Regions from separate parts of the Homo sapiens genome. Here region 2 is linked to region 1. A link is an interaction called in ENCODE POLR2A ChIA-PET data of the cell type or tissue named here. Cell type or tissue: GM12878. All regions are shown on one strand. Each heading gives the region's core, and the rest is flanking DNA. Links, peaks and the distances in the headings are about the cores only. Region 1 overlaps LINC02579 (long intergenic non-protein coding RNA 2579). Region 2 overlaps AFTPH (aftiphilin).

What was found. Peaks named below come from ENCODE experiments on the same cell type or tissue, not always from the same donor. Only the 100,000 strongest peaks of a DNase experiment are listed, where the experiment ranks them.
Region 2: POLR2A ChIA-PET joins it to region 1 with 10 read pairs; 10 of 35 experiments call an interaction of 5 or more read pairs at or near these places.

Annotation. Positions count from the first base shown.
Region 1 is chr2:64,616,241-64,621,742 of GRCh38, forward strand. LINC02579 (long intergenic non-protein coding RNA 2579) reads left to right here. Exons shown (of 4, transcript NR_034023.1): 4 at 1-242. Among named protein-coding and RNA genes, the nearest start is that of LINC02579, 12 kb to the left of the region's middle. In GM12878, for the core only: no CTCF peak of the experiment used is centred there; no DNase peak of the experiment used is centred there.
Region 2 is chr2:64,526,758-64,532,004 of GRCh38, forward strand. All of the region lies in intron 1 of AFTPH (aftiphilin), which reads left to right. Among named protein-coding and RNA genes, the nearest start is that of MIR4434, 3.9 kb to the left of the region's middle. In GM12878, for the core only: no CTCF peak of the experiment used is centred there; no DNase peak of the experiment used is centred there; H3K4me3 peaks cover 2,892 bases; H3K27ac peaks cover 1,608 bases.

The DNA.
Region 1 (5,502 bases), core at 267-5,266:
TCAGAGGAGGCCACAGTCCCTGGGGCAGGAACTGGCCCCTCCTATTCTTCCCTTGCCCTCCAGAGTGGGGTTGCCTGGGACCAGGTCCTCAGAAACTGTGATGGGAGGAGGGCACCTTTACAACAGCAGGTGGAGCACCTGTAAGTCCTAAGTTCCCTTCCCCAAAGACCAAGAAAGAGTTTGGAGAAGACTGGAGCCAGCCTTGCCTTCTCCTCTCCTGAAGGAATGGATACATGAATGAATGAATGCCTCTACTTTACTCTTTTATTTTTAGAGTTAAGGTAGAGAAAGAATAAAATAGCTGTGGATGTACAAACACCATTTAGAACACAGTTAAACAAGCCCAGAAGCTTAGTTGAATACAAGTGTCAATAGGCAACCACATTTTGCATTTGCTGCCCAGCAGCTAAACCAGAACTGGGCCCTGCAGTGCAGTAGTTTGGCCAACTGTTTAATGAATGAATGACATGACATGACCACACATTTCAGATAACGGGGAAAACGGGGAGGAAGCTTTGGGGGGTGTGTCTCCGCACCCACATAGAGTTGAAGTCACTTGTACTTGGTATAACTTGACAGCTCGGTGAGCTTTAGAATCAAGCACCCACAGATGGGGAAATCTCATTTTCTAAATGAAATTAACAAAGTAGGAGGGGCAGATCAGGGTGTTTCAATTCATACCCCAGCCTGCTCTCCTAGCAATCTGGTAACTAGACCAGAGCTTCTGCTAAGTAAGTTAATCAAACAACACCTGCTGGGGCGGTGCTGCCCACAGACTTGCCCACCATTCTAAGACCCTGTACACACACACACACACACACACACACACACACACACACACACACACTGTCATCCTGTTCTGGGCTATTCTATGTGTTTGATGCTTGAGCCAAAGATAGAATTTGTGTGGACTGTTTTCCCTGAACACTTAACTTTTGCCTGACCAGGTACCCAAGAACTCTTCCCGAGAGCCCAACCCAGGCCTTGAGCAGCCACATTGCCACAGGCCCTCTGGCTTTATTGCTGTGTTGTTGACTCAGCTGGGGATTTCTGGTGGCTTTGAGATTCTCTCTCCATCTGGACTCAGTCTCTGAGGCTCCAGACTCCTTCCTAGTCCCTATTTCCTCCTGTCTTGTCCCCCTTGGACTCACCTGGGCAATGGGCTTCTCCAGTCTGAAAGGGTCAGGCCCTGTTAGGCTGGGGCCACTGCCCTGGGCAGCATCTGGAGTGAAAGGCAAGCTGAGCTGCTGTCAGGCCCTGAGAAACAGGTATTTTTATTCCGGGGAGTGGCCCCTTTTCGGGACTCAGACCCTGGGAATTCAGGTGCCCCACTCAGCTCTAGCTAAAGTTGGGCTCCCAGGACCCTCACCAGGCTAAGAGTGAATGCGCTTGGGTTTCTTAGCTCCCCTGCCCCCCCCACCATTCCCCATAGTGGGTTCCTTTTGTCTTCACTAAATCCCCTCCAATCTCCCCTTCCAAAAGGCAGCAGATCCAAGTGGAATTCAACACCCAAACACTCACACAAAGGCAAGGATTAATAGCTGGCTTTGTCTGGGCACAGATGTGCAGCAGCTTGGCGGGGGGGTGGGGAGGGGGCATTTTTTTCTTGCCACTTGAGTCAGCTGGGTTCTGGCTCCGCACTTGAGGGTGGGGAGGGGAGGAAGCTGGGGAGGAACTGCTGCATGGATTCCCCTCGAGGGCACCACACCCGACTTCTCTGAGCTGGTATGTTCTTGGGAGTCTGGTCCCCACGAAGGAGAGACTTCCTCTACAAAGTTCTTCTCTGGCTGGGAGGCCTGTCAGCCTCTCTTCCTTTGACTTCAACAAGTCACACTCACAAGCTGGTGCGCAGTCTCTGGACTCAGTTCCTGTTCTTCCAGAGCCTGAGCTCTAAAACAGGCCCCAGACATTCTCAAAGAAACCCTGAGAGCTGAGCGGACTAACTGGGACACTGACAGGAGGCACACGGGGGCATACTGCAGGAGGATGGGGAATGTTCCTGGAGGAGCTGGGGCTTAATCTGAGCTCCAAAGGATGGACAGAGGGGAAAGAAGGGGACTTCTTTGCAGCGACTCCAGGAGGGGTCAGTGGGGCAGGAGAGAGCAGGGCCTTGAAGGTATGGGAAGGGGAATGAATATTTCCTGTGGCAATAGGGAGCCACTGAAGTTGTAGATCAGAGTCAGAGCTGGAGAAGCACCATGGGTGTAAGGAAGCCTGTTCTGTTATTGGGCATAGAACAGGCTGGAGGAGGTGGTAGCCAAGGAAACAAATGGGTGTCTCTGGGCCAGAGCTCATTCTCACTCAGCCCCTCTGCATCCAACAGAATCCCTTATTTGAACAATCCATGCTACTATTCAACCACACAATCACGGAATTACAAATTTGGTCCTCAATATTTAGGGACAGAAATATCATGTTTCCCTATTGTTCTATGTCAGGTAAATTAGGCTTCATTCCTAAACACAGAGCTCATTGGAAATATGACATCAGTCAAGTTTGGGGTGAAGGGGTGCTTCCCCTTCCCTAGGGTGGGACAAGTATCTGGGGTCTCCAGACCAGCTGGTCTCTGAGGGGCTTGTTGATCAAGACAAGACCCCTGGTATCAGGAGGTTTATATGCTAGAGGAGGAAAAACAGTAAGAAACAAGGAAGCAAATGAATAAATGGGATAGCTTTAGATCAAGTTTGTCCAACCTGTGGCCTGCAGGCCACGTGCAGCCCAGGACAGCTTTGAATGCAGCCCAGCACAAATCTGTAAACTTTCTTAAAACATTATGAGATTTTTTTTTTCCTGAGACAGAGTCTTGCTCTGTCACCCAGGCTGGAGTGGAGTGGCATGGTCTCGGCTCACTGCAGCCTCCGCCTCCCAGGTTCAAGTTATTGTCCTGCCTCAGCTTCCTGAGTAGTTGGGATTACAGGCATGTGCCACCACACCCAGTTAATTTTTTGTATTTTTAGTAGAGACGGGGTTTCACCATGTTGGCGAGGCTGGTCTCGAACTCCTGACCTCAGGCGATCTGCCCACCTTGGCCTCCCAAATTGCTGTAATTATAGGCATGAGCCACCATGCCTGGCCAAACATTATGAGTTTTTTTAGCAGTTTTTTTTTCCTTTTTTTTTTTTTTTTTAGCTCATCAGTTATCATTAGTATTAGTGTATTTTATGTGTGGCCCAAGACAATTCTCCTTCTTCCCATGTGGCCCAGGGAAGCCAAAAGATTAGACACCCTTGCTTTAGATAGTGACAAATGCTGGAGAAGAACAGACTGATATGTCTGGCTGGGATGAGTGGTCAGAGAAGGCTACTCTGAGGAGAGAGCATTTCAGCTGAGAACTGGAGGATGAGAAGGAGTGAGACATAGTAGAATCTCATCTAGTCTAGATATTTAACCCTTTTTGGTCTAAAAACAGTAATTTCAGAGAGCTCAACGTAATACAGAGATAGAGGTGCTGAGCATATTTAATGCAAAGGAATGGAGGCAGGACTGAGATTGGAGTGGCAGTCTCAGCTCAGAAAAGGTGGTGCAATGACAGGGCACTGAGTGAGGGACACATAGGAAAAAGTGAGCTCAGAGGGCAGGTCTGGCTAGAGAAGGAGTTGAGAGTCTAAGTTCAGTGGGAAAAATAAATTTCGAGGGTCAGATTGTGAACTGATTCATGTTTGGAATGTTAAAATGTTGAATGTTTTACAATTTGAAATTAAAGACAATACCATTTACATTAGCACCTCAAAATAAGAAATACTCTAGTATAAATCTAACAAAACATGTACAAAATCTATATGAGTAAAACAATAAAATGCTGGTAAAATAAATCAAAGATCTAAATAAATAGAGAGATATTCCATGTTCGTGGATGGTGAGACTCAATATTGTTCAGATATCGGTTCTTTCCAGCTTGATCTATAGATTCAATATAATCATAATCAACTCCCAGTTGTCTCTTTTGTGGAACTGGCAAAGCAATTCTTAAGTTTATGTAGAGAGGCAAAAGACTAGAACAGTTAACACAATATTGAAGGAGAAAACAAAGTCAGAGGGCTGACGCTACCCCATTTCAAGATGTACTGTAAAAGCTGTTGTGATCACCTGCAGTCCCAGTTACTTGGTGAGAGGATTGCTTGTGCCCAGTAGGTCGAGGTTGCAGTGAGTTATGACTGCACCACTGTGCTCTAGCCTGGGCCACAGAGTGAGACTCCACCCCTAAAAAAAAATTCAAAATAGATTCTAGATCTAAATATAAAAGCAAAACTATAAAAATTCTAGAAGATAACACAGAAGAAAATCTAGGTGACCTTGGATTTGGTGATGACATTTTAAATACAACACCAAAAGTATGATACATAAAAGAAAAAAATGACAAATTGAGTTTCATTAAAATTAAAAACTTCTCTGCCAAAGACATTGTTGAGAGAACGAAAAGACGAGCCACAGACTAGGAGAAAATATTAGCAGAACACGTATCTGATAAAGGACTGCTATCCAAAGTACACAAAGAACCCTTCGACAATAAGAAAACAATTCAATTAAAAATGAGCAAAGATCGGAACAGACATCTCACCAAAGGCATACAGATGGCAAATAAACACATGAAAAGATGCTCAACATAATATGTCATTAGGGAGTTGCAAATTAGAATAACAATGAGATACCACTACACACCTATTATAATGGCTAAAGTCCCAAACACTGGCAACACCAAATGCTGAAGTGGCTGAAGAGCAATAGAATTCTCATTCATTGCTGGTGGGAATGCAAAATGATACACACACATTGGAAGGCAGTTTGGGAGTTTCTTGCAAAGCTGAACATACTCTTACATATAATCCAGCGATCACCCTCAGGAATTTACCCAAATGAACTGAAAACTTATGTCCCCCCTGCACATAAATGTTTATAGCACCTTTATTCAAAAAATTGCAAAAACTTGAACCAAGATATCCTTCAGCAGGTAAAGGTTAAATAAATAGTGGTTCACCCAGACAATGAAATATTATTCACGGTTAAAAAACGATCAAGCTATCAAGTCATGAAGGAACCTTAAATGTGTAATGCTAAGTGAAAGAAGCCAGTCTGAAAAGGCTATATACTATATGATTCCAGTATATGACATTCTGGAAAAGGCAAACTTGTGGAGACAGTGAAAAGATCAGAGGTTGCCCGGGTTCCTGGGGAGGGGCGAGGGATGAATTGTGGGAACACGGGATATTTAGAGCAGTGAAACTACTCTGGATGACACTATAATAATGGTAGCCATTATACATTTGTCAAAACCCACAGCACTCACAACACTAAAAGTGAACTCTGATATAAACTATAAACTTCAGCTAATAATAATAATACATGAAGCACTTTGGGAGGCCAAGCCAGGAGGCTAGTTTGAGCCCAGGAGTTCAAGGCCAGCATGGGCAACAGAGCAAGCCCTCAGCTTTACAAAAAATAAGAAAAATTAGCCAGGCGTGGTCATGAGCACCTGTAGTCCCAGCTAATCAAGATGCTGGAGGA
Region 2 (5,247 bases), core at 1-5,000, 90 kb before region 1:
TGAGCAGTATATATGTTGCTCATATATATTGCTTCCTATGAGCAAGATAGTTTTCTAAATGCTTTATATACAGTGTACTAACTCAATCCACACAACAACCTGTAAGGCAGTAAGTAGTAGTATCCCTCATTTTTCAGAGAGGAAACTGAGGCACACAGATACTAAGTAACTTGCCTTAGGTCAAACAGCTGTTAAGTGACAGATCCGTTTGCTAGACCATTTATATAGTCTCATGCAAAACTATACTATGTATTGTCTGTGATTTGTGCAATATGTAGCAAAAGTATAACAACATGCATGGGAATGATAAACACCAAGTCAGACTAAAAGTGACCTTTGGAGAACTTGAGAGGGATGAAGGATCTAGGAGGGGCCCATGGGTTTACAAACATATCTTTATATCCTTAAAAAAAATCCGAAGTTGACTTGTTAAGAGATTAAGATTTAACACACCTGGGTGATGGTTACTGGCTCATTCATTATGGCTTTTTTCTCCCTAAGGTTTGCATGAAGTTCTTCACAATGAAATTAAAAGTTTAAAGGCCGGGCATGGTGGCTCACACCTGTAATCCCAGCACTTTGGGAGACCGGGGTGGGCAGATCACCTGAGGTCGGGAGTTCAAAACCAGCCTGACCAACATGGAGAAACCCCGTCTCTACTGAAAATACAAAATTAGCCGGGTGTGGTGGCACATGCCTATAATCCCAGCTATTCGGGAGACTGAGGCAGGGGAATCGCTTGAACCCGGGAGGCGGAGGTTGCAGTGAGCTGAGATCATGCCAGTGCACTCCAGCCTGGGCAACAAGAGCAAAACATCATCTCAAAAAAAAAAAAAGAAATTAAAAGTTTAGGTATTTAACTTTAAAACATATATAAAGTATCACTCTTCTTTCAGCATTGTATATTTAAAAAAAGGACAGGAAAGGAGTTAGTATTATTTTGTGTTGACTTTCTTTTAAAATACAAGGAGCTTCTAAGTTAAAAAAATGTTTTTAATTAAGAATTGTTTGCCTCTCCAGATTCCTCTGCATTAACTTCCCTTGCCTGGACTCTTCCCTATTGCTGGCAACCATTTAACAGCCCTTTGTCACACTCCTAGTGTCTATTTCTGGCCTTTCCCTTCTAGGGTAGGGGCTCATAGGTCTGTGGATTAGACCTATTCCCAAGAAAAGGGAAAAGGTCAGAACTAAGTGGGGAGGAAGAAAGGAGGTGGGGAATCACTGCTTATTGATTTGGGATAATTGAGAAGAAGAGGGAAATAATGATTTAAGACTCCATCCTATGGTTGTCAGTCACTGTCACCCTTGTTCCAAATAGCTAACTTGAAGATAAACCTTGCAAAGATAGATTGCTAATTAATTAAAGGTTAATTTACTAGCACTGTATTTGTGAATAATTCCCATCGGAAAATTACACAGTAAATGAGAATTAATTTACTGTAGGTTCTATTTATGTAAATATTTACAGTATACCATAAACCATTTCAATTAAATATCTACTGACACCATGCATGTTATCTTCTTCCTTTCATTCATAAAACAAGTATCTATTGAGCACCTGCTATTTGTCCGGCCCTGTTCTAGGTGCTGGGGATACTGAAATGAGCAAACAAGAAAAAAAATCTGCCCTCCTACAGCTTCAGTTTCTTTATGTATATATGTATGTACTCACACATTTGTGTACATATTTGGGACAAATAAGCAAATAGCAATAAAATAAGCAATAGCAATAATGGCAGATGATGTTAAGTATCATCAGAAAAATGGAATCAGTTTTGGGGGATAGGGAGTGGTGAATTTTTTGCTTTGAGCCAGTAGTAAGGGAGGTTGGTGGGGCTTGCTGTTTTATATAGAGTGGAGTCAGAGAAGGCTTAAACCTGAAGAAGGGGAAGCAAATAAGAAGAGTGGTAGAGACAGAAGTATGCCTGGAATAGTCAAGAAATTGTGGCAGAGAAGTCTGGGGTGGATAGAATAGGGTGAACAAGTAGAAGAGTAGTACAAATTGTGATCAGAGTTAGAGGGTGAGAGGGGCAGTGTTTTAGGGTCCTTACAGAAATTCTAATGACTTAGGCTTTTTACTGTGGGAGATGGTAAGTCATTGCAGGATTTTTGAGTAAAGGTGTAAGATAATTTATGTTGTAAAAGGATCTGTCTAGCTGTTATATAGAAAATAGACTATAGGAGTGGAATGTAAGAATAGAAGCAGAGTCAGGAGAGAATTGTGCTGGTAGAGTTAAGAAGAGATGGTAGTGGCATGAACCAAGATGGTAGCAGTAGAGATGAGAAGTGGTAGGACAGTTTCTTGAATTGGAATCTGCAATAATTCCCTCATTTTTAAACTCAGAAAGCTTACAGAGGCACTCCCTTCTGAAAATTCAAGGCCCTTGCAACCTATGTTTCCAGCTTACTGCCTGTACCCTTCATATATCCTGTGTTCTAACCATATTTTATTATGTGTCTTACTGTTCCTTGATAGGGGCCCCATGCTTTATCTTTAATGACTACCATTTCCTCTGTCAATTAAATCCTTCCTATTTCAAATTTTCTCCTTTTTGAAGTTTTTTTTTTTTCACCATTCCTTCTCTTCCCAATCAAGTGTGATCTTTTTCTTAGAATCTTGGTAGCCACATTTTACTTCAGTGATGTTTATATTCTATCTTGCATTATTTTTGCTGTTCTCTTGTATTATTCTCCTTAATTAGCTGTAAGTTTCTTTAAGGTTGTGACTCCTTTTACTCAGTTCTACCACAGTTTTGTATGTAATAGATGCTCAGTAAATAGTGGGTGTATACATATTTAAATTTTTTAAAATAGTCTTATTGCAGAGGCATACAGGAGCATCATAGAAAATAGACAAGCAAAAAAAAACAAATCACTTTTTTTTTTTTTTGAGACAGAGTCTCACTGTGTCACCCAGGCTGGAGTACAGTGGAGTGATCATGGCTCACTGCAGCACAGACCTCCTGGGCTCAGGCAGTCTTCCTGCCTCAGCCTCCTAAATAGCTGGGACCACGGGCGCACACCACCATGCCTGGCTAATTGTTTTTATTAGTAGTAGAGACAGGGCCTTGTTATGTTGCCCAGGCTGGAAAAATTACTTTAAAAAAATCCCTCAGCCAGGCGCAGTGGCTCACGCATGTAATCCCAGCACCTTGGGAGGCCAAGGCGGGCATATCACTTGAGGTTTGGAGTTGGAGACCAGCCTGGCCAACATGGTGAAACCCCGTCTCTTCTAAAAATATAGAAAAATTAGCCAGGCATGGTGGCGGCCGCCTGTAATCCTGGCTACTGAGGAGACTGAGACAGGAGAATCACTTGAACCTGAGAGGTGGAGGTTGCAGTGAGCCAAGATCATGCCATTGCACCCCAGCCTGGACAACAGAGTGAGGCTCCGTCTCAACAACAACAAAAAAAAGCAAATCCCTCACTGTTACAGTTTATATAATAATGCATATTTTCCTACACATTTTAATATATATGTGTACTTTTTACCAAAATGAAGACTTGTTGTAGTGTTTTGTAGTTTTTTTTGTTTTAAGTCAGTTTAGTCATCTAAACTAATATTCAAGGCCATATTCAGATTCTTCCCCAGTTCACCCAAAAATGTCCCCTGGCAACTGATTTACCCAAATCATTATCTACATCATATTATGTTTTTCCAGTTATTAAAATTATGAAAAAATAATGTGCTTATTATAGAAAATTTGGGAAAATGTGGAAAAAAAGTAGAAAGAAAATGGGTGTGCCCATGATGGCAGGAACCCTTCTGTTTTAATGCCTGGCACAAAGTAACACTCAATAAATACATGTTAAGAGGGATAATAGAAGAAAAATATCACTGGTCATCATACTACAAAAAGAAAACTGTTAATATTTTGGTTTTCTTCCTGTTTTATTTTTACTGTGGATATGTGAGCATGTCATACATATACATATGAATCATATTGCGTTGATCTTTCTTTTACTTATTAAATTGTGAGCATTTCTCCATGTTACTAAATTTTCCTTAAAACATGCTTTTTGGCTGGGTGTGGTGGCTCACACCTGTAATCCCAGCACTTTGGGAGGCCGAGGCGGGAGTATCACTTGAGGTCAGGAGTTTGAGACCAGCCTGGCCAACATGGTAAAACCCCGTCTCTACTAAAAATACAAAAATTAGCCAGGCGTGGTGTCAGGCACTTGTAATCCCAGCTACTCGGGAGGCTGAGGCAAGAGAATTGCTTGAACCCGGGAGGTGGAGATTGCAGTGAGCCTAGATCACACCACTGCACTCCAGTCTGGGTGACAGAGTGAGACTTCATCTCAAAAAAAAAAAAAAAAAAAACACCACAAAATGAAAAAAACCATGCTTTTTAATGACTGTGTAGAATGCCATTTTCAAGTTATCTCTGCTATTTCCCACTAATGTGGGTTTTCCAGATTTTACCATCATAGAAGAGCATCTTGGTGAAAAAGTTTGTACATAATTCTTTGACCTTATTGTTGATTATTTTCATAGGATCAAATCTTAGAAGTAGAGTTATTAAGTCAGAGGGAAAGCCTGTTACTTTCTAAGAGGTTATAATAAAATCACTCCTACCAGCAGTGGTTGGGTCCCCATCTCCCTTATTTCCTCAGATGATCAGTAATATGCAGTTTTTAAATTACTGGAATTTTTATTTTGAATTTAGGCTTTTCAGCAGTGTGGAATGTTTGCATAATTTAAAATTTTTGAATGATTTAAACCTGAGATATGCCTTTATTTGATATAAGATTAATCTTGCTTAATGCCATGCTCTTTTTAAGTTAACCTATTCTGTTAGCAAGCTATTTAAGTATAAAAAAATACAGTACTATCTTCTAGAACTATCTTGTCTAATACAGTAGCCACTAGCCAAATGTGTCACTTGAAATGAAACTAGCCCAAATTAAGATGTGATTTCAGTGTAAAATACACAGCAGATTTTAAAAACTAATGTGAAATATATCAGTAATATTTTACATTGGTCACATGTTAAAATAATATTGTGGATACTTTGGGTTAGATAAAATTTCATCTGTTTCTTTTTAAATGTGGCTACTAGAAGATTTTTAATTGCATATATGGCTTAATTGTTGTCAGTTGGACAGCCCAGCTCTAGAAATGACACTTTTTATTTAGAGAAAAAATATAAGATTAACTTAACTCTTATAGAAAGGAATACATAGATTTTTTAAAATTACATATTACATTTAAACCTCTCAATATATTTTTCGTAGTATACATGG